Regions from separate parts of the Homo sapiens genome. Here regions 1, 2 and 4 are each linked to region 3. The links are chromatin loops, found by intact Hi-C in ENCODE. Cell type or tissue: heart right ventricle. All regions are shown on one strand.

Evidence for each region. Hi-C counts contacts between places; a loop is a spot of excess contacts. Peaks named below come from ENCODE experiments on the same cell type or tissue, not always from the same donor. Only the 100,000 strongest peaks of a DNase experiment are listed, where the experiment ranks them.
Region 1: it touches region 3 in a loop (2.6-fold over the local background); 39 of 110 quality-filtered maps call a loop at or near these places.
Region 2: it touches region 3 in a loop (6-fold over the local background); 15 of 110 quality-filtered maps call a loop at or near these places.
Region 4: it touches region 3 in a loop (4-fold over the local background); 26 of 110 quality-filtered maps call a loop at or near these places.

The regions. Positions count from the first base shown.
Region 1 is chr20:44,122,960-44,127,959 of GRCh38, forward strand. All of the region lies in intron 2 of JPH2 (junctophilin 2), which reads right to left. Among named protein-coding and RNA genes, the nearest start is that of JPH2, 62 kb to the right of the region's middle. In heart right ventricle, no CTCF peak of the experiment used is centred here; no DNase peak of the experiment used is centred here; H3K27ac peaks cover 3,352 bases.
Region 2 is chr20:44,599,963-44,604,962 of GRCh38, forward strand. All of the region lies in intron 2 of PKIG (cAMP-dependent protein kinase inhibitor gamma), which reads left to right. Among named protein-coding and RNA genes, the nearest start is that of PKIG, 20 kb to the left of the region's middle. RefSeq lists an enhancer at 876-1,377. In heart right ventricle, no CTCF peak of the experiment used is centred here; DNase peaks (open chromatin) are centred at 1,146 and 2,019; H3K4me3 peaks cover 2,310 bases; H3K27ac peaks cover 5,000 bases.
Region 3 is chr20:44,308,536-44,313,535 of GRCh38, forward strand. It overlaps FITM2 (fat storage inducing transmembrane protein 2), which reads right to left and starts at 2,667. Exons shown (of 2, transcript NM_001080472.4): 1 at 2,441-2,667. The coding sequence starts at 2,613. RefSeq lists enhancers at 1,514-2,243, 2,190-2,279, 2,244-2,973, 2,570-2,719. In heart right ventricle, CTCF peaks have their summits at 2,772 (motif pointing left) and 2,977; DNase peaks (open chromatin) are centred at 1,375 and 2,716; H3K4me3 peaks cover 3,223 bases; H3K27ac peaks cover 3,109 bases.
Region 4 is chr20:44,381,836-44,386,835 of GRCh38, forward strand. All of the region lies in intron 1 of HNF4A (hepatocyte nuclear factor 4 alpha), which reads left to right. HNF4A-AS1 (HNF4A antisense RNA 1) reads right to left here. Exons shown (of 3, transcript NR_172878.1): 2 at 2,688-2,837. Among named protein-coding and RNA genes, the nearest start is that of HNF4A-AS1, 11 kb to the right of the region's middle. In heart right ventricle, CTCF peaks have their summits at 2,719 (motif pointing right), 2,930 and 4,857 (motif pointing left); a DNase peak (open chromatin) is centred at 2,726; H3K27me3 peaks cover 259 bases.

The DNA of each region.
Region 1 (5,000 bases), 190 kb before region 3:
TCATGTGAGCAGAAAGATGCCCACTTTCTGGTGCCTTTGGAAGCTGGGTTGAGGACTCCTCAGGCAGGAAAGGCAGCCTCTCCCCACAGCCCTGGAAGATTCTGGGGGACCCACTGTGCACAGCCAGAACAGGGGCGGCCACACAGCCCAGGGCAATGAGGGCTGCTGTGCTGGAAGCAAGCATACTCCCTGTCCATCTCCAACCACCCGGCCCGCTGCATCCTATCAGCCCTTCTCCCCTGTCCCATGCTCCCAATCTCTGATCCCAGCCTTCAGGCCAGGAATCCCGGTGTTCTTCAGCACCCTCCCTCCCCACCTCCTTCCACATCCACAGCCCATCAATCACCAACACTGGTCTCTCCGGCTCCCTTTATAACTCTTAGAACCCTCTGCCACTCCTCCTGCACCCCTTCCCATGGGTCTCCCCTGCCTGCAGGCTCACTCCTACAGCTGCTCCTACACACAGCGGCTCAGCGAGCTTGCTTAACCACACACCCGTGGCCTCACCCCTTGCTTCAAATCTTTGCAAGGCTTCCTACTGTGCTCAAAATAAAACCCTAGCTACTTAGTATGGCCTTCGAGGCTCTCCAGACCCTTGCCCAAGGCAGTCTGGATGGGGTATACCAGCAGCTCACGGGGTGAAGGGCAGGCGGAATGACTGTGGCTGGGAGGCTATTGCTTCTAGGCCAGTGCCTCTCCTAATGCAGTCCGTGACCCCCACCCAGTATCTTCATCACCCGGAAGCTCAGATATACAAATTCTCGGGCTCTGCCCAGACCGACTCATCGGAATTTGAAGGGAACGAGCCTAGGAATCTGTGTTTTATATTCCAGATTCTGACTTAAGTTTGAGAAGCACGTGTTCGGCGGAGAGAAAAGCCAGCTCCATCTTGAAGTTGTTCCCAGACTGCTCAACCCCCTAGGAGCCTTGGATGTTTTCCTTTTAGCACCAGGGTCCCTCCCTGAATCAAGGCCCTGCTGGGGAAATGCAGGAAGCATTCCTGCTCTGCTGACCACTCACCATCTCTGGATCCATGCCTCTGGGTGAGGGTCTGGAGGATGGCTCTGACCCTGCTTGGGGGAAGGGAGCAGTCACTGGGGCCGGGGGAGGAACAGGGAGACTCTTCTTGATTTCGTTCGGATTAACTTTCGTCAGCAGGGTTAAAAATAAGGCTGGTGTTTCTGGGATAGGAGCAGGGCTCTCACCCAATAGAGCAACTTCTAAAAGCACCTGCCCCCACCCTGGCCTCCTTTCCCCATCTCTCCTCCCAGGCCCATAACTGCTTGGTTGTTTCCCAGTTGTCTCCACTAGGCATTGGTGGCTTTATGGGGCCAAAGGGGGACCCTCACCGGACTTGCCCTGACTCTAGGCCTTTGCTTAGGCTGTTCCCCGACCTGGAAGGCTCTCTCCCCTCCTGCCGCGATCCTGGCCTTAAAGAGTCAGTTTAAGACCCACCTGTATGTATTGGTTCATTCATTTAATACAACTTTATGGAGTGCCTACTATGTGCTAGGCACTTTTCTGGGCACTGAAGACATAGAGGCAAACTGAACATCCAAAAATCCCTTGTATGGTCAGGCACAGTGGCTCACACCTGTAATCCCAGCACTTTGGAAGGCTGAGGCAGGAGGATCACTTGAGGCCAGGAGTTTGAGACCAGCCTGGGCAACACAGCAAGATCCCAACTCTATCTTAAAAAAAAAAGTAAAAAAGAAAGAAAGGAAACAAAAATCCCTTGCAGAGGTTACATTCCAGGGCACGGGTCAGCAGATGACAGTGGTAGGCTAAACCCAGCCTGCTGCCAGCTTTTGTACCACCCATGAATGGTTTTTATATATTTGAATGGTTAGAAAAAAAAAAAAGTAAGGCCAGGCATGGTGGCTCACGCATGTAATCCCAGCACTATGGGATGCTGAGGCGGGTGGATCACTTGAGACTAGGAGATCAAGACCAGCCTGGCCAACATGCCGAAACCCTGTCTCTACCAAAAAATACAAAAATCAGCTGGGCACGGTGGTGCGCACCTGTAGTCCCAGCTACTTAGAAGGCTGAGGCAGAGAATCACTTGAATCTGGGAGGCAGAGGTTGCAGTGAGCCAAGATTGCACCACTGTACTCCAACTCCAGCCTGGGTGACAGAGTGAGACTCTGGCTCAAAAAAAAAAAAAAAAAAGTAACATTTTGTGACACATGAAAATTATATGAAATCCAGATATCTGTGTCCCTGTAAACAAAATTTTGTTGAAACACAACTATGCTCATTCATATTGTCTAGAGTAGTTGTCATAGAGACCATATGACCTACAAACACCACAATATTTACCATCTAGTCCTTTACAAAAGTCTGCCGACCCCTGTACTAATGTATTCACTCAATGAATGTCTCCTCTACTATTATTATGAATAATATTAATCTTGGTTATTTGTTGAGCACTGTGTGACCAGCCTTACGCCATGGCCTCCTGTGTAAACACATATGGCCTCAGAGAGCTGGAGGCACGTTCTCAAGGTCACACACTAGAAAGTGAACCTGCCCAAGCTCTTACCCATGACACCAAGCTGCTGCCTTCCTGGTACCACTTCTGAGCCAGGTCCGTCATGTGCTGGGGCCAAGGATGGAAATGAATAGGACCCAGCAGCCGCCTGGGGAGCTCGCAGCCCAATGCAGCCCTGCCAGGTCAATCAGGCAACATTTCTGGAAGTCCATGGATGAGCAGGGGCTCAGAGCAAAGTCTATAAACCACATGGTGGAGTGGCAAAGAGGCGGTAACTCTGGCCAGATTGCCCGGGTGCAGACCCTGGCTCTGCTCCTCATCACCTTAAGCCCAGTCTCCTCATCTGTAAAATGGGAATAATAAGGGCACGCGTCTCCAAGGAATGATGTGAGGAGTAAATTAGTTACAGTCACGTGGCTCAGAACACAGGAAGTGCTACCTAAGGGCTTGTTACATAAAATGAGAAGTGCAGTTTTAGCCTGGGCAACACAGTGAGACCCCGTCTCTACAAAAAATAAAAATAAAAACATTAGCCAGGCATGGTGGCTAATGGACCCCGCTACTTGGAAGGCTGAGGTGGGAGGATTGCTTGAGCCCAGGAGGTCAAGGCTGCAGTGAGCTATGATTATGCCACTGCACTTCAGCCTGAGTGACAAAGCAAGACCCTATATCAGAAGAAAAAGAGAGAGGGAGGGAGGGAGGGAGGGAGGGAGGGAGGAAGGAAGGAAGGAAGGAAGGGAGGAAGGAAGGAAGAAGGGGGGGAGGGGGCACAGTGTTTTGAAGGGGACTGAAACAGAAATCCTGAATGTCCTAAATGCCACTGAATTGTTCACTTTAGTATAATAATAATTTTAAAAATCCTTCAGCCCAGGAATCCCATGGTAGGTTTGGATGATGGGGGCAGATAATCAGGGTCCCTGGCTCAGGCCACTGCCAGCCTCTCTGGAGGATGCTCAGGTGATTACAGGGAAAATGCTGCCCAGCGTCTTCCTGAGGTGGGGATGCTTCCGATGTCACTGCCCTACCCTCTCCCAAAATAGCCCCTCATCCCCAGCTCTGGCTGGTCATGACCATCTACCCCAGAACAACCATGGTCAGGCTAATCTAGAGGAAGGACCACAGCTGGGTGTCCAGTCACTGGCCCAGAGAACTCCCTAGGAGAAAGCCCCCTCCGCCCCCAAGGATGCAGGTGCAGTCAGGGAGCCCTGACCCATGGGACCTTCCTCTCCCCACCCAGGACTCCATTCATTCTCATTCGGCAAATGTGTGCTGAGCCCCTGCTATGTGGAGCCCAGAACTGGGTGCTAGAGACATGGACAGTGGTCAATGAGGCAGGCAGTGCCCTCCTGGGAAGCCCCTCACAAGACAGGTTAAGGGCACAAACTCAAGCCCAATTTGTAGCACCATCATCTAGATATCTGACCTTTGCTCTCTGGCCTCAGTTTCTTCAACTCTGAAATGGGGGATAATCTCACAAAATTACTGGGAGTCTGAAATGAGATAGCACAAATGTGCTTAGCATGAACTGAGCACGTAACAAATATTAGCTATCATTATTGTTTCTGTTACTATTATAACAATGCTGACCAGCATTCACTTCCAAAATTCTATCATTTGCCAACATATGGATGTGTCATCTAAACATCATTTCAGGGTTCACCCACATTGTAGCATGCATCAGTACTTCATTCCTTTTTATTGCTAACTAATATTCCATTGTGTGGATAAACCATATTTTGTTTACCTGTTCAATAGTTGATGGACATTAGGGTGCTTTCCACTTTTTGGTTACTATGAATAATGCTGCTATGGACATCTGTGTACAGGTTTTTGGGTGGACATGTTTTTATTCCTCTTGAGTATATACCTAGGAGCAGAATTGCTGGGTCCTGTGGTAACTCTATGTTTAACTTTTTGAGGATCTGCCAAACTGGTCTTGAGATGGCTGTACCATATTATCATATTATGTTCCATTGGTAATACACGAGAGTTCCAGTTTCTCCACATCCTCCCTAATACTTGATATCATCCTTCTTTTTTTTTTTTTTTGGAAACGGAGTCTCGCTCTGTCGCCCAGGCTGGAGTGCAGTGGCGCAATCTCAGCTCACTGCAACCTCTGCCTCCCGGGTACAAGTGATTCTCCTGCCTCAGCCTCCCGAGTACCTGGGATTACAGGCACCCGACACCATGCCTGGCTGATTTTTTTTTGTATTTTTTAGTAGAGACGGGGTTTCATCATGTTAGCCAGGATGGTCTCATCTCCTGACCTCGTGATCCACCCGCCTCAGCCTCCCAAAGTGCTGGGATTACAGGCGTGAGCCACCGCGCCCGGCCCATCCTTCGTTTTGATTGTTGCCATACTAGAGGTTTGGGAAGTGCCATGTCATTGTGGTTTTGATTTGCATTTCCCTGATGGCTAATGGATGTTGAGCATCTATGTGCTTCACGGCTGCTTGTATATCTTCTTAGGATAAATGTCTATCCAGATCCGTTGCCAGATTTTAAT
Region 2 (5,000 bases), 290 kb after region 3:
TAGTTGGGGGCAGAGGAACTCAGGAGGCTTTGTGCCCTACAGGAGCCCCATGTCAGGTCCTAGAGCAAGAACATTTGAAAAACCAAGGCCAGGAATCCATTTATCCACTTAGGAGGCTCTATAGGGAGCAGGGTTACAGAGAATGTTGTACACAGAGGAAATAGTCTAGTAAAGGCTTTGAGGTCAGGAATTAAATGAGGTTTGAGGATTTAAAGAGAGGCCCAGTGTGACCAGAGCAAAATGGACCAAGAAGAGAGTAGAAATGAGACAAAGGCTCATCTGCAGAGGCAGGCAGGGCCAGGTCAATGCAGGGCTTCAGGGACTGGCATCAGGAGAGTGGATTTCACTAGATGTGAAATAGAAAAGCATCAGAAGTTGAACGAAGCAGGGAAATTCCAGTGATCCAATTTCCATTTTGAGAACGTTACCCTGCCTGCCATATAAAAAATAGACCCTGGGCTAGGGGTGAGAGAGACACAGGACTCTGGTCAGGGTCTCTGCTCAGAGTCCTGGTGAGACATTCCGGAGCCTGGGTGGTGCATGTGGAGGAGAGAGGTCAGCAGATTCAAGCTCTGTTTTGCAGGTAGAAACAAAAGGACCAGGCTGGGCACTGTTGCTCATGCCTGTAATCCCAGCTCTTTGGGAGGCCAAGGTGGGAGGATTGCTTGAGGCCAGGAATTTAAGACTAGGCTGGGCAGCATCGTAAGACCCTGTCTCTACAAAAACATTAAAAAAAAAAAGAAGAAGAAATGACAGGACTGGGTAAAGAATTGTCCATGGGTGGTGAAGAAGAAGCGAGGTCAGGGATGGTCCTGGGTTTCCAGCTGGGCAGATGGTGGTGCCCTTGCTCAGTTGGGAAGGCCGTGGCGAGCAGGCTGGTGACTTGACGTCTGAAGCTTGCAGTGCTGTGGGATAGCCAAATGACACGCTCAATAGGCTGAGTCAGAAATCTAGAACTCTTAAGAGAGGGTTGCAGCTCTTTGAAGGTCACCAACATAGATTATTTCGGGAAAGGATAAGAGCCCCTCGGGAGCAAACAGAAGAGACTGGCGTCCTAACACAAAGGTCCCGGCAGTAGCAGGTGCCTGTGCAGACTGGTTGGAGGGAGGCCCAAAGGGTGTGGTGTCTGGAAGTCCCATGAAGAGAATGGTCCGGGAAGAAATGAGTTGGAAGAGGAGGACAGAAAGGTGTCCCTGGGGATAGGCACCGTAGAAGTCACTCAGGACCTTGTCTGACTTGAGCACCCTGACCTTCCCTTCCTATCACTGCCTGCATCCAGGCCTGCTTGGGTCTAGGCCTGGCAGGTGCAGAGGCCAAGGCCCGGCCTCTCTGCCTCCAAACAAAGCCTCACCCAGGGCCACTCTTTGAATGGCAACAGGCACTGCCCAGGCAGGCGACAGGCTCCTCTCTGGTGACCTTGTGCTGGATGTGCCCCAAGGCGCTGGGTAGGGCTTTGCAGCCAGCCCCAGGCAGGCCACACATGGATAGAACCGGCAGCCCTCCCTTTTCCCAGGTTCTTGGAATATTCTCATTTTGGGGCTCTGAGTTTTCTGTTGGCCTCAGTGCCTCTCTTTTCTGGCTTTCTATCACAGAGAGAAGCCGCTACCCTTGAAATTTGATGAATGCCTGTTCAGTAGGCCCTGGCATTTCTGTTTCCACGGCCCTTTCGTCCCTCAGAGAAGCCTTAGAGAGCATTTTGCCCACCCCTGATAAAACTTCTCCCATAAGACCAGGTCCCACTTCTGTGCTTCATGTCTTCTGCAAAAGTCTGTTTGCTTTTTGTATGGTTTCTGCAAATACTGAATTTTTGAAAAAGAAAAAAAAACAGGAAATGACCTTTCTAGTATATTTGGAAAACAATTTGGAGCTTGTAATGGAATCTGCCTGAGCAATGAGGACTAATAGCTGCAGACTTGGAACAGACCATGTAGCTCTTGGCAGAGCCTGGGGCCTCTTCAGTTTACAAAGCTGGGGGGAGTATTAGAAACCCACGGGAGAAGTGGCTTCCTGTGGGGAAATGCCCAGAGCAGGCACCTGCAGGCACTGTAACCTCTGACCCCAGGGCCCCAAAAGGCCTGGGGACAGAGTATAAGGGCTTCACCCTTTGTCCTGGGCATTCAAGGTCAATCACATGTCTGGCAATCATCCAGATCCCACAAGATACCAAAACCTCCTGAGGATGAGGAAAAGAAAGAGCTTCATTCTTTAGCACCCTGTAGGGCTCAGGCTGAGCTAGAAGATTCTAGATTGTTTTTAGACTCAAATTGCCTGTTGGCTCTCTGGGTCCCTCTCTATCCAACTTTTCTGTAGATTTCAGCAAAAACCACCTCCTCAGAGAGGCCTTTCCTGATCATACAGCCATTAACTGCATGATCCACATGCAGAGAACCCTCTCCTCTTCTCCCATAGCACATACCATAATCTGTGATAAGATTCATTTACTTGTGCAGTGCCTTTTTCTCTTTACACATTGTAAATATCTTTTTTAGTTTCCAGTATATACCCTATGCCCGGCACAGTGCCTGGCATGTAGAAGTTGCTCAGTACATTGAATGAATAAATGAAATATCAAGACTGGAAGACTTGGAGGCCAGGTGCGGTGGCTCATGCCTGTAATCCCAGCACTTTGGGAGGCCGAGGCAGGTGGATCACTTGAGGTCAGGAGTTCAAGATTAACCTGGCCAACATGGTGAAACCCCATCTCTATTAAAAATACAAAAAAAAAAAAATTAGCCGGGTATGTTGGTTCATGCCTGTAATCCCAGCTACTTGGGAGGCTGAGGCAGGAAAAGCACTTGAACCGGGGAGGTGGAGGTTGCAGTGAGCAGAGATCATGCCACTGCACTCCAACCTGGGCGACAGAGTAAGACTCCATCTCAAAAAAAAAAAAAAAAGACTGGAAGACTTGGAGATCATATTTCAAACTTCATTATTTAGATGGTGGGAAAGGAAGCTGAGAGAGAAGGGGACTCATCAAGGGTCACCCTATTGCGCGGGTATTGAACCAGATCTTCAGCCACTGTTATGATGCAGGGCCGCACATTCTTTGCTCTTCTTTCCCTGTAATCTAGAACATCTTCTATTATTCACTTGTTCATCAGCTATTCATTGAGCTTCAAGTATGTGCAGGGCCTTCTGGACGTAACAGTAAACACACCAGCCAGGGTCACCACTTCTGGGGAATTTATATTCTTACCACACAACACCATAAAGCACCAAAGAAGGAAGTTTTAATCTTCTGTAGCACCGTTAAACAGAGTAAAAACAAAGGAGCTGAATGAAATGTCCAAAGGCAGGTTTTACTAACTCAGCCCCCAAATGAACCATCCTAATCATTTATTAATTGCATTCCACTTACATTCCCCATCACTTACTACACTTTTTGCATCACCATCTTATTGAATCTTCATAACAGCCCCCTGAACTGCAGGGTGTGACTGTTAGCCCCGCTTTGCTGAGGTGAGGGGAGTTGTGCACGGCCCACAGCTGGTAAACAACAAAGCTGGGCTGGACGAGCACCCTAGATGCCTTCTACCCTGCCACCCATTCCCCTCAGAGATTTGTAATGTCATCAGGGACTCCCAAGGGGGCAGTGTGATGTGGGGAAAAGAGCTCTGGACCGGGAGTTAGGACCGCTAGATCAAGAACCCTGGGCAAGTGCCTTGCCCTTTCTGAGCCTCCGTTTCCGCAGCTGTTGATGAGAGGCTTGTCTAGATGAGCTCTGGGATGTCTTTCGGTTAGATTCTACAACAACTTTTCATTAATTGAACAGGTATTTGCCCTGTGATGGTCCTGAATGAATCAAAGCTGTCTCCCTGCTGGAGATAGGTCATGGGCTGTTGGAAGTAAAGGTTTAGAACTCAGGAGAGAAAAGACTGTAGACCCATGTGTTAGGGCATATTAGTAATCATATATTGAGAACATCCTTCCGTGTCAATATACATAAATGGATTGGCCTGATTCTTTTTAATCATTGAAGGTTTCTGAACTGAGCATGAGGATGAGCCAACTGATGTTGGGGAATGTCCCTCTTGAAGTAGAGGACAGAGGGCTTGAGGATGAATTGGGGGTGGGGGTGGTGAGGAATAAGTGAGAAGACTGGGGGCAGAAAAGCCAGTTGGGGAAGGTTGTAGTAGACTGGATAGAGATGATGAAGCGTAACTGAGGCCATGATTACTGCATGGAGAAAATGGGAAGATGGACCTGAAGAGAGAAAATAATTGAACCTGGGTAATTGAGCTTTAAGGTGCAGGATGCCTTCTTAAAGAGAGGAAGAAGTCAGGCATGAGTTACGGGTAATAGGTTTTTGACTTGCATAATTGATTGTGGAGGTGGCTCCTGACTAAGGGAATGAATGAGAGAGAGTCCTGGAGGAGGGAGAGCATAATTTTGTTGATATCCTCCGGGAGGATTCATCTAGATGTCTGCAGCTCAGCAATGAGGGGATCGACATTGAAATGAATGGAAGATGATGTCATGAGAGAGAACGAGACGTGTAGAACAATTAGAGAAACATTAGAAGAGAGTAAAGGATGGAATTAAGGAGATATACAAGTAGTCAAGGTGTTGGACTAGGAGAATGTAAAAGAGCATTCTGAGAAGTTGAAGGCAGTTGCTTTACTGCCTGAGCCTTAGTTTCCTCATTTCTAAAATGAGGATTAGAATCGTGCCTACTCGTTGTGTTTAGGGTTACATGAGAGAATGTGTGGAAGGCACTTACCTTGCATATCAGAAGTAGAACTCATGCAATAATTCATCATTCATTCCGTAAGTAAGAGTCAAGCACCAGCATATGCCAGGCAGCTGGGCCAGCCCTTTGGAGTACACAGAGGAGCAAAAGGGAAGTCTGAGTGCCTGACCTTGTGGGAGAGGAATTGTGAAAGAAAGAAGACTCAATATCATAAAAATGTGATTTCTATCTACATTCAGGTACCAGATATTACTATATATATTTAATGCAGTCCTGATAAATACAAGATAAATTGGGGGACAAGTTAAAT
Region 3 (5,000 bases):
TTTTATTTTTATTTTTCTGAGACAGGATCTCACTCTGTCCCCCAGGCTTGCGTGCAGTGGCACAATCACACCTCACTGCAGCCTCAAACTCCTGGGCTCAAGCAATCCTCCTGCCTCAGCCTCACAAATAGCTGGGATTACAGGTGTGTACCAATGTGCCTGGCTAATTTTTTTTAATTATTATTTTTGTGGAGATGGGGCCTTGCTATGTTGCCCCCACTGGTCTTGAACTCCAGGCCTCAAGCAATTATCCTGCCTCAGCCTCCCAAAGTGCTGGGATTATAGATATGAGCCATGCACCTGGCCTGGTTCTTTCCTAATGGCAGAAACAGTCTTACAACAATGAGCTTTACTTTAAGCCAAAGACACGGGTTCAACTCTTGACTCTGACTTAACTTATTATACCTCCTACCTCTCCAGCCCTCAGTTTCTTCAGCTATTAAACAGAGCTGGGGGGACCAAATGATTTTTTTTTTTTTGAGACAGAGTTTTCACTCTTATTACCCAGGAGTGCAGTGGCACGATCTCGGCTCACTGCAACCTCCGCCTCCCGGGTTCAAGCAATTCTCCTGCCTCAGCCTCCGGAGTAGCTGGGATTACAGGCACCTACCACCACACTCGGCTAATTTTTGTATTTTTATTTTTATTTATTTATTTATTTTGAGACAAAGTCTCACTCTGCCATCCAGGCTGGAATGCAGTGGCATGATCTCAGCTCACTGCAACCTCCGCCTCCCAGGTTCAAGTGATTCTCTTGCCTCAGCCTCCTCAGTAGTTGGAATTACAGGCACGCACCACCACGCCAGGCTAATTTTTGTATTTTTAGTAGAGATGGGGTTTCACCACGTTGGCCAGGCTGGTCTTGAACTCCTGACCTCAAGTGATCCACCTGCCTTGGCCTCCCAAAGTGCCTGGATTACAGGTGTGAGCCACTGCGCCCAGCCTGGTTCTTTCCTAACGGCAGAAACAGTCTTGCAACAAGGTCTTACTTTAAGCCAAAAGACCGGGGTTCAAATCTTCACTCTTACGGGTTCAAATCTTCACTCTTACTTAACTTACTATACCTCCTACCTTTCCAGGCCTCAGTTTCTTCAGCTATCAAACAGAGCTGAGAGGACCAAATGATTTTTAAGGTCCCTTCTATATCCCAGGATTCACTAGTTCCCTCTCATTAATCAGCACAGAGGCTTGGAACAAAACTCCAGGATCCATGACTACCTTCAAACAACAGGGGTGTGTTGTCAGCCAGGCCACTTGGCTCCCAGCTCACCTAGGCCAGAGGAAGCAGCAGCTGCCTTGTCCGCCTCCCCAGCGTTCACGAAAGGTGGCTGACCTAAACCCAGGACAGAGACTTGGGGCCACTACCACTCTCATGATCTATTCTTAGCCCAGCCTCTCAGGGTGGGTGAGGAAGGAAGGTGGACCAAGGACAGAAGGACTTTTTTCTAGGTTCCAATGGATTCTCAGGCACCACCCCCAGGCCTGTCACTAAAATCTTCACTGGGACTGATAAGGAAGATCTTGCCAGAGCCAAGACCCGTCAGGCATTTGAGGAAGCTGCCTGTGAAAGGAACCAGGGTTTTAAGCAGATAACCAAAGTTGGGCTGACTTTCAGGACACGCCAGAGACACTTATTCTGGAAAACACTTAGGCTCACATCAAGGGAGCAGTTTTATCTTTCAGAGTTTCCCTTTATGACCGCAACAGAGTTTTTGTGCAATAAACTTACTAACCGGGAGTTTTGAAAAAAGCAAGTAAGCAAGCAAAGGAGTGGATGGGTGGAGTTAAGGAGATGTCTCAAAGCGCCCAGCTGGGATTGCTTTTCTGGGCCACTGCCATGCATTCTGAGTGGCTGAGATGATCCAAGGAGATCCAGGGGAAAGGGCACAGACTAGGGGGTTCCAGCCCTCTGTGAGTATCTCACAGGCGGGGGCTCTGCCTGTCACAGGCTGGGGCGAGGCTCTTCCACAGGTCGTAAAGGGATTCTGTCACGCGCTGGAGGGATCTGATCTGACGCAGGGTGGGGTCTGCGCGGGGTCTGCCACAGGCAGGCAGGACAGAGGTGAGATGGCATCTCCCAAACAGGGCAGGGGTCAGCTCCTAACTCCAAGGGGAGGCGGGGGAGTGGTGACAGGGGCTGGTTCATCCCCACCCCATTCCACACCCCTACATATACAGAGACACACACGACCCCGCTTGTCACCACCTGCCCAGTCAAGCTCATGCTGCCCAAAGTGGGTCTGCAAACACTAACTGCTAGTGACACCAGCTACCCCGGGGCCTCCCAGGCGTGACACGCGTGCAGATGCTGCTGTCACGGCTAGGAGGAGGACCTCCCCTCCAATGACTCGTCCACCACGGCAGCTAGCACCGGCTTCTCTGGGCGAGGCGACAGCGGGCCGGCTCGGGCGGGGACAGCGGAGGACCGGGGTGCACTCACACGTTGAGGACGTTGCGCTTGTTGCTGAGGTAGCTCTCGGGCAACGGGGACAACTCCTTGAGGAGGGAGCCCGCCAGCATGGAGGCCACCAGGGCCCAGGGCAGGTAGCGCCGCACGGCCGCCCGCACCAGCGTCCCCCGCAACAACCACTCGCAGCGCTCCAGATGCTCCATGCCGGATCTCGTCAGCCACCGTCCTCCTCTCCGTGCCCTCTCGGCCACCGTATCGCCCTTCGCCCGGACCTGCGCCTCCACCTCCCTTCGAGCGCATGCGCACTGCCCGCGAGTCCCACAGCTTGAGGCGTGCTTGGGCTCCGGAGCCCGCGCGCTCCCCCTCGTGGCCGCTGCTGCCTCTGGCGCGTGACGGTCCCCGAACTCGCTCGTCTCCTCTGCGCTCTCCTGGCCGCCTCCTCTCCCCGAGCCTCCGCGTCTTGCTCTGGTCTGGGAAAAAGCGCTTGTGAAAGTATTTGCTGGAGGCTGGAAGAGGATAAATGTAGCCCTGGAGAATTGGAGCAGTAGTCACAGCATCATTTGATCTTTCTTGGAGCCTCGGAGACACCTCTGCCATCTGAGTCTTAGTTTTCTCATCTGTAAAATGCGAGAGACAAGAGGAGATCAACCTTTCCCAAAAGCTAGTTTATGAGCTCAGGGGTTCATTACGTTGGCACACGTAGAGGGACATGAGATGAAGTTTCCTTAGGAATAATTATTGTATTTATTTATTTATTAGTTAGTTGGGGGGGGGTCCCTCTCTGTCGCCCAGGCTGGAGTGCAATGGCACCGTCGCAGCTCACCGCAACCTCAAATTTCTGGTCTCAAGCAATACTCCCACCTCAGCCTCCCGAGTAGCTGGGACCACAGGCGGGCACCACCACACCTGGCTAATTTTTTTTATTTTTATTTCTGTAGAGACAGGGTTTTGCTTCGTTGTCGAGGCTGGTCTCAAACTCCTGGGCTCAAGCGATCCTCCTGCCTCGGCTTCCTAAAATGCTGCAATTACAAGTGTGAGCCACCACGCTCTGCAGTTATTAAATTAATTAATTAATATAATTAATTTATTTAGAGACATAGTCTCGCTCTGTTGCCCAGGCTGGAATGCAGTGGCGCGATCTCAGCTCACTGCAGGCCTCTGCCTCCCAGGTTCAAGCGATTCTCCTGCCTCAGCCTCCCGAGTAGCTGGGATTACAGGCACGCACCACCACACCCAGCTAATTTTTGTATTTTTAGTAGAGATGGGGTTTCACCATGTCGGCCAGGCTGACCAACTCCTGTCCTCAAGTGATCTGACCTCTCCAAATCTTAACCTCAAGTGATCTGCCAGCCTTCACCTCCCAAAGTGCTGAGATTACAGGAGTGAGCCATCTCACCTGGTGCAATTATTACATTTAAAGTTTAAATTTCTAAATTTATTTTCACCTGGGCAACACAGTGAGACTCAGTATCTATAAGAAATAATTTTAAAAACTAGCTGACTTGGTGGCTCAGGCCTGTGGTCCCAGCTACTCAGGAGGCTGAGGTGGGAGGATTGCTTGAGCCCAGGAATTTGAGGTTGCAGTGAGCTGTGATGGTCCCATTGCACTCCAGCCTGGGCCACGGAGCGAGACCGTCTTAAAAAGCACACAAAGAAACACAAAACAGCTATCTATGCCTGTTGGATGAAAATGCTGGATGCTGGGGGTTAATGGGGAGATCACATGAAGTTGTTGGAGACTCAGTTGCTCAGTTTATCACAAAACTAACCCCTCACCCCTGGTTAGGGCTGGGTGTCTATTTCAGTTCCCAACCTTGGACTCATTCCCTTACCCCAATGTTAGTTTCCTGTGGCAGCTCTAATAAATTACTATAAACTCAGTTTATTTTTATTCCTTTTTTTTTCTTTAGTTTTAAATAGAGATGGGGTCTCACTATGTTGCCCAGGTTGATCTCGAACGCCTGGGCTCCAGTGATCCTCCTGCCTCGGCCTCCCAAAGTGCTAGGATTACAGGTGCGAGCCACCGTGCCCAACCCTAAACTTGTTTTAAACAACAGAAGTTTATTCCAAAAGCCACAAACCCAGCCAATACACACATATATAGTCATATCAAGAGATGGGCATTTTAGGCCAGACGTGGTGGCTCACGCCTGTAATCCCAGCACTTTGGGAGGCCAAGCTATTTTGATCTTGGCTCACTGTAACCTCTGCCTCCCGGGTTCAAGGTAGTCTCCTGCCTCACCCTCCCAAGCAGCTGGGACTACAGGCACATGCCACCACACCTGGCTAATTTTTTTGTATTTTTAGACAGGGTTTCGCCATGTTGACCAGGCTGGTCTCCAACTCCTAGCCTCAAGTGATCTTCCTGCCTCTGCCTCTCAAAGTGCTGGGATTACAGGCGTGAGCCACCACACCCGGCCCAAAGAAAAATTTCTATCGAAATATTCATCATCACTAGCTGCCCAAAATAATTTTGTGTCTCTATACCAAGGACAGCTACCACACTGGGAAATGTTAGCCTGATTTATGCCTACAATGGACTAATGTTTATAGTCTCATGCAGAGAATCAACAAATTAATGAAAATAATA
Region 4 (5,000 bases), 73 kb after region 3:
CCTGACCTCAAGTGATCCACCCACCTCAGCCTCCCAAAGTGCTGGGATTACAGGCCTGAGCCACCGCACCCGGCAGGAAAGTACTTTGAATTGAGTAAATAACGCAACTATATGCTGGGCAGCTACCTGCCAGGTTTATAAGGTTTAACACATTTACTCCACAAAGCAATCTATGAAAAGGTCCTATCATTGATTCCTATTTTATAGATGAAGCAAATAAGGCTTGAAGAGCTTATGATTTTAGCAAGGTCCAACAGCTATGTAAATGGCACCACTGATATTTCAAAGGCAATGGCCCTGACCACTCTGCTACACCACCTTTCTCTCCTCTTCTCCAATACCCAGCCCAAAACTCTTTTGGATCTTTGATTATTCTTCAAGGGGCATAGCTTTCTTTCTTTCTTTCTTTCTTTTTTTTTTTTGAGACGAACTCTCGCTCTGCTGCCGGGCTAGAGTGCGGTGGCGAGATCTCGGCTCACTGCACCCTCCGCCTCCCAGGTTCAAGCAATTCTCCTGCCTCAGCCTCCCAAGTAGCTGGGACTACAGGTGCGTACCACTACGCAAGGCTAATTTTTGTATTTTTAGTAGAGATGGAGTTTCACCATGTTGGCCAACATGATCTCGATCTCTTGACCTCGTGATCCGCCCGCCTTGGCCTCCCAAAGCGCCAGGATTACAGGCATGAGCCATGCCGCTGCACTCGGCCTAAGGGGCATAGCTTTCTCATCCTCTGCCATCCTAGGAAAATTTTAAGTATTCATATTAAAATGAAAACTAAACACAATTGTCCATATATGCTCCTTAGGAGTAGAATGCCAAGGACCTCTTAGCTCCTCTGACCTGGGAACTACATTCTCTCTAATGATACATACGACTGGGTTAGAGGTTTGGGCAGCTGCCACCAAGTAAAACCTCTAGAATTTTGCTATGTCACTTTCTGCTAAGGTAGCTTTTCCCATCTACACTAAATAAATAAATCATCCAGGTGATTTATTTTTAACCAATGCAGAGGATTTTTTACTTATCTCCATGGAGTTCAAACATTTCTCCAGGCTGGGTGGGGTGACTCACGTCTGTAATCCCAACACTTTGAAGACTAAGAAGGGGCAGATTGCTTGAACCCAAGAGTTCCAGACCAGCCTGGGCAACATGGTGAAATCCCATATCTACAAAATATAGAAAAATTAGCCAGGGGTGGTGGTCCACACATGTAGTCCCAGCTACTCTGGAGGCTGAGGTAGGAGGATCATCTGAGCCTGGAGACTTGGAGGCTGCAGTGAGCTGTGATGGCGCCACTGCACTCCAGCCTGAGTGACAGAGACCCTGTCTCAAAAAAAACAAACAATAATTCACCAAATCTATTTGGATCTGGATCCTGCCATCATTTTATAGGTAATGCCTCCATAGCACTCACTAAGTGCCAGGCACACTTCTAAGCCCTTTTTATACATTAACACAAATAATCCCCACCACGACCTAATGCCATACACATCATTATGGTCACTATTTTGCAAATAAGAAAACAGTCACAGAGCAGTTCAGTAACTTGTCCAGGGTCACACAGCTAGTCCATGACTGAACCAGAATTTAAGCCCAGGATGTCAAGTTCCAGAATTGGTACACTCAGCCTCAATACTGTGCTGCCTTCAAATATTCTGACAATCTTAGACAGCTTTGGGGATCCAAAAGATTGAGAAGTACTCTTGGGGACCTCTTTTTTTTTTTTTTTTTTAAATACGGAGTCTCAACTCTCTCCCCCAGGCTGGAGTGCAGTGGTACAATCTCAGCTCACTGCAACCTCCGCCTCCTGGGTTCAAGTGATTCTCCTGCCTCAGCCTCCCAAGAGGCTGGGATATTACAGGCACATGCCATCATGCCCAGCTAATTTTTGCATTTTAAGTAGAGACAGGATATCACCATGTTGGCTAGGGTGGTCTTGAACTCCTGACCTCAAGTGATCTGCCCACCTCAGCCCCCCAAACTGCTGGGATTACAGGCATGAGCCACCGCACCTGGCTCCCATTTTTTTTTTAAGACGGAGTTTCACTCTTGTTGCCCAGGCTGGAGTGCAATGGAGCGATCTCGGCTCACTGCAACCTCCGCCTCCCAGGTTCAAGCAATTCTCCTGTCTCAGCCTCCTGAGTAGCTGGGATTACAGGCACATGCCACCACACCCGGCTAATTTTTGTATTTTTAGTAGAGATGGGGTTTCCTCATATTGGTCAGGCTGGTCTCGAACTCCTGACCTCAGGTGATCTTCCCACCTCGGCCTCCCAAATTCCTGGGATTACAGGTGTGAGCCATCACGCCTGGCCCCTGGCTCCTTTTTTTTTTTTTTTTTTTTTTTTTTAAATAAAGACCAAAGGTCCAGAGGCTTTGAAAGGCAAATAGTATTAAGTCAGGATTTGATATCAGGATTTCTTTCATTCTGTTTATTTTCTCATTGCTTTCTACTTATGATACTGTTTCATTTGGTAGTAATAATATTTCTTTCTAAAATAAATTGAAGTAAAAAGAAGTGAGTTGATGTAAGAAAAATGTTACAGATATGAAAAAATCATAATGGTCATTAAAAAATTAGTGAAACTTTGGAAAGACTGTGTTCAGTCAAGTGAAGTGAAGTTAGCTTGCAACCACAAAAAAACCCCTAAGTCTCAATGGTTTGAACAGCAAAGTTAATTGCTCACCTATAGTACACGCCCAGCATGGGTCGGCAGGGGGCGCTCCGCGTTGTGGAACGATTCATATCTATACTTGCTTCCCCAACAAGGGCAGCACTGGCCTTTAAAGCTTCTGCCCAGGTGTGACACAGGTTGTTTCTGCTCACATCTCGTTACCTGAAACAAGTAACATGGTCACATCTCATTTCAAAGGAAGCAAGAAAATGTAATCCCCATCATGTGCCGGAAAGGAGAGAAATAGAATAGTTGAGAACAGCCCTCAGAGAGACTATAAGTAAGGGGGCATAAAAGATGGGTCTAGAGAGATAGGCTGAGTCATGACTCACTGAATTTGTCTGACGTAGATCATGATGGCCCATCCCACCAAGTGGCCAACATTTGTTCCCAGAAAAGGGAGTGTGATGATCCCCCAGAAAGAACACAGTCTGACAACATTATTCTGATGAGCAGACACACCTCTCAGGCTGCCACTCAGGAGTCCTTTTGGGTGGGGAGGTGGGGATGCTGATATTTCCTAAGTGGTTTCAGCTGAACTCTGTGATCTTTTTTTTTTTTTTTTTTTTTTTTTTTTGCCTATTCCCTGAAGGGAGATGAGGCAATTTGGGCTTTGGCTGAGCTAGGGTTTGGTTCTGTCACCACTTGCTATCTAGGGAAGGGTAATAATTGGAAAGGAGAGGAATTCAAGGAGAGGGTCCAGGTGGGTAGGGAGCCTCACACAGGGTTTGGTGATCAGGTGATTGAGAGGCCTCCTTGAGGAGTTTTCAAAGTGCGGTCTGAGGGCACCTGGTATCAGAAGTGCCCAGAAGCTCATTAAACACTTGGGCCAGGTGCTCCATGGCTCCTGCCTTTAATCCCAGCACTTTGGGAGGCTGATTTGCTTGAGGCTGGGGTTCAAGACAAGCCTGGACAACATAGCAAGACACCTCCCCCCGTCTCTATTTTTTAATTAATTAATTTGTTTGTTTATTAATTTATGGACTCTCACTCTGTCGCCCAGGCTGGAGTGTAGTGGCCTGATCTCTTCTCACTGCAACCTCCGCCTCCCAGGTTCAAGCAATTCTCCTGCCCCAGCCTCCCAAGTAGCTGAAATTACAGGCATGCACCACCACACCCAGCTAGTTTTTGTACTTTTAGTAGAGACAAGGTTTCACCATGTTGGCCAGGCTGGTCTTGAATTCTTAGTCTCCAGTGATCCACCTGCCTTGGCCTCCCAAAGTGTTGGGATTACAGGCATGAGCCACCATGCCCCACCTCTATTTATTAAATATTTTCTTTTTTTTAATCTGATGACTAGGCCCACTGTTGGTCCTGGCACCTGGAGGTAGGACCCCAGGCATCTGATTTTTTTTGTTGTTTTTTTTAAGGCAGGGTCTCGCTCTGGCGCCCAGGCTGGAGTGCAGTGGCACGATCTTCACTCACTGGAACCTCCACCTCCCAGGTTCAAGCGATTCTCCTGCTTCAGCCTCCCGAGTAGCTGGGATTACAGGCATGCACCATCACGCCTGGCTAATTTTTTTTTTAATAGAGACAGGGTTTCACCATGTTGGCCAGGCTGGTCTTGAACTCCTGAACTCAGGTGATCCACCCACCTCCCAAAGTGCTGGGATTACAGGCGTGAGCCACCGTGCCCAGCCACCATCTGATTTTTTTTTTTTTTTTTTTTTTTTTGAGACAGAGTTTTGCTCTTGTTAACCAGGCTGGAGTGCAATGGCACGATCCCGGCTCACCACAACCTCTGCCTCATGGGTTTAAGTGATTTTCCTGTCTCAGCCTCCCAAGTAGCTGGGATTACAGGCATGTGCTACCACGCTCGGCTAATTTTGTATTTTTAGTAGAGACGAGGTCTCACCATGTTTGGCAGGCTGGTCTCGAACTCCTGAACTCAAGTGGTCCACCTGCCTCAGCCTCCCGAAGTGCTGGGATTACAGGTGTAAGCCACCTCGCCCAGCTGCCATCTGAATTTTTAATAATGGCCCCAGATGATTCTTATGGACACCAAGATTTGAGAAGCATTGAATGACTGAGAGAAAATTTCTTGTAAGGGTAGAAGCCCAGCACAGTGGTTCTCAGTGGAGATAATTTCAACCCCCAAGGGACATTTATAAATGTCTGGAGATAGTTTTGATTATCACACCTTGAGGGTAGGGAAAAGTGCTGCTGACATCTAGTGGCTAGAGGCCAGACATGCTGCCAGGGACAATGTACAGGACAGTCCCCACGACAAAGAATTCTCTAGCCCAAATGTCATTAGTGCTTAGGTCAAGAAACCCTGGTTAGCCATTAAGAGTTTGAACCTTTCTAAATGTTGGAGCACATACG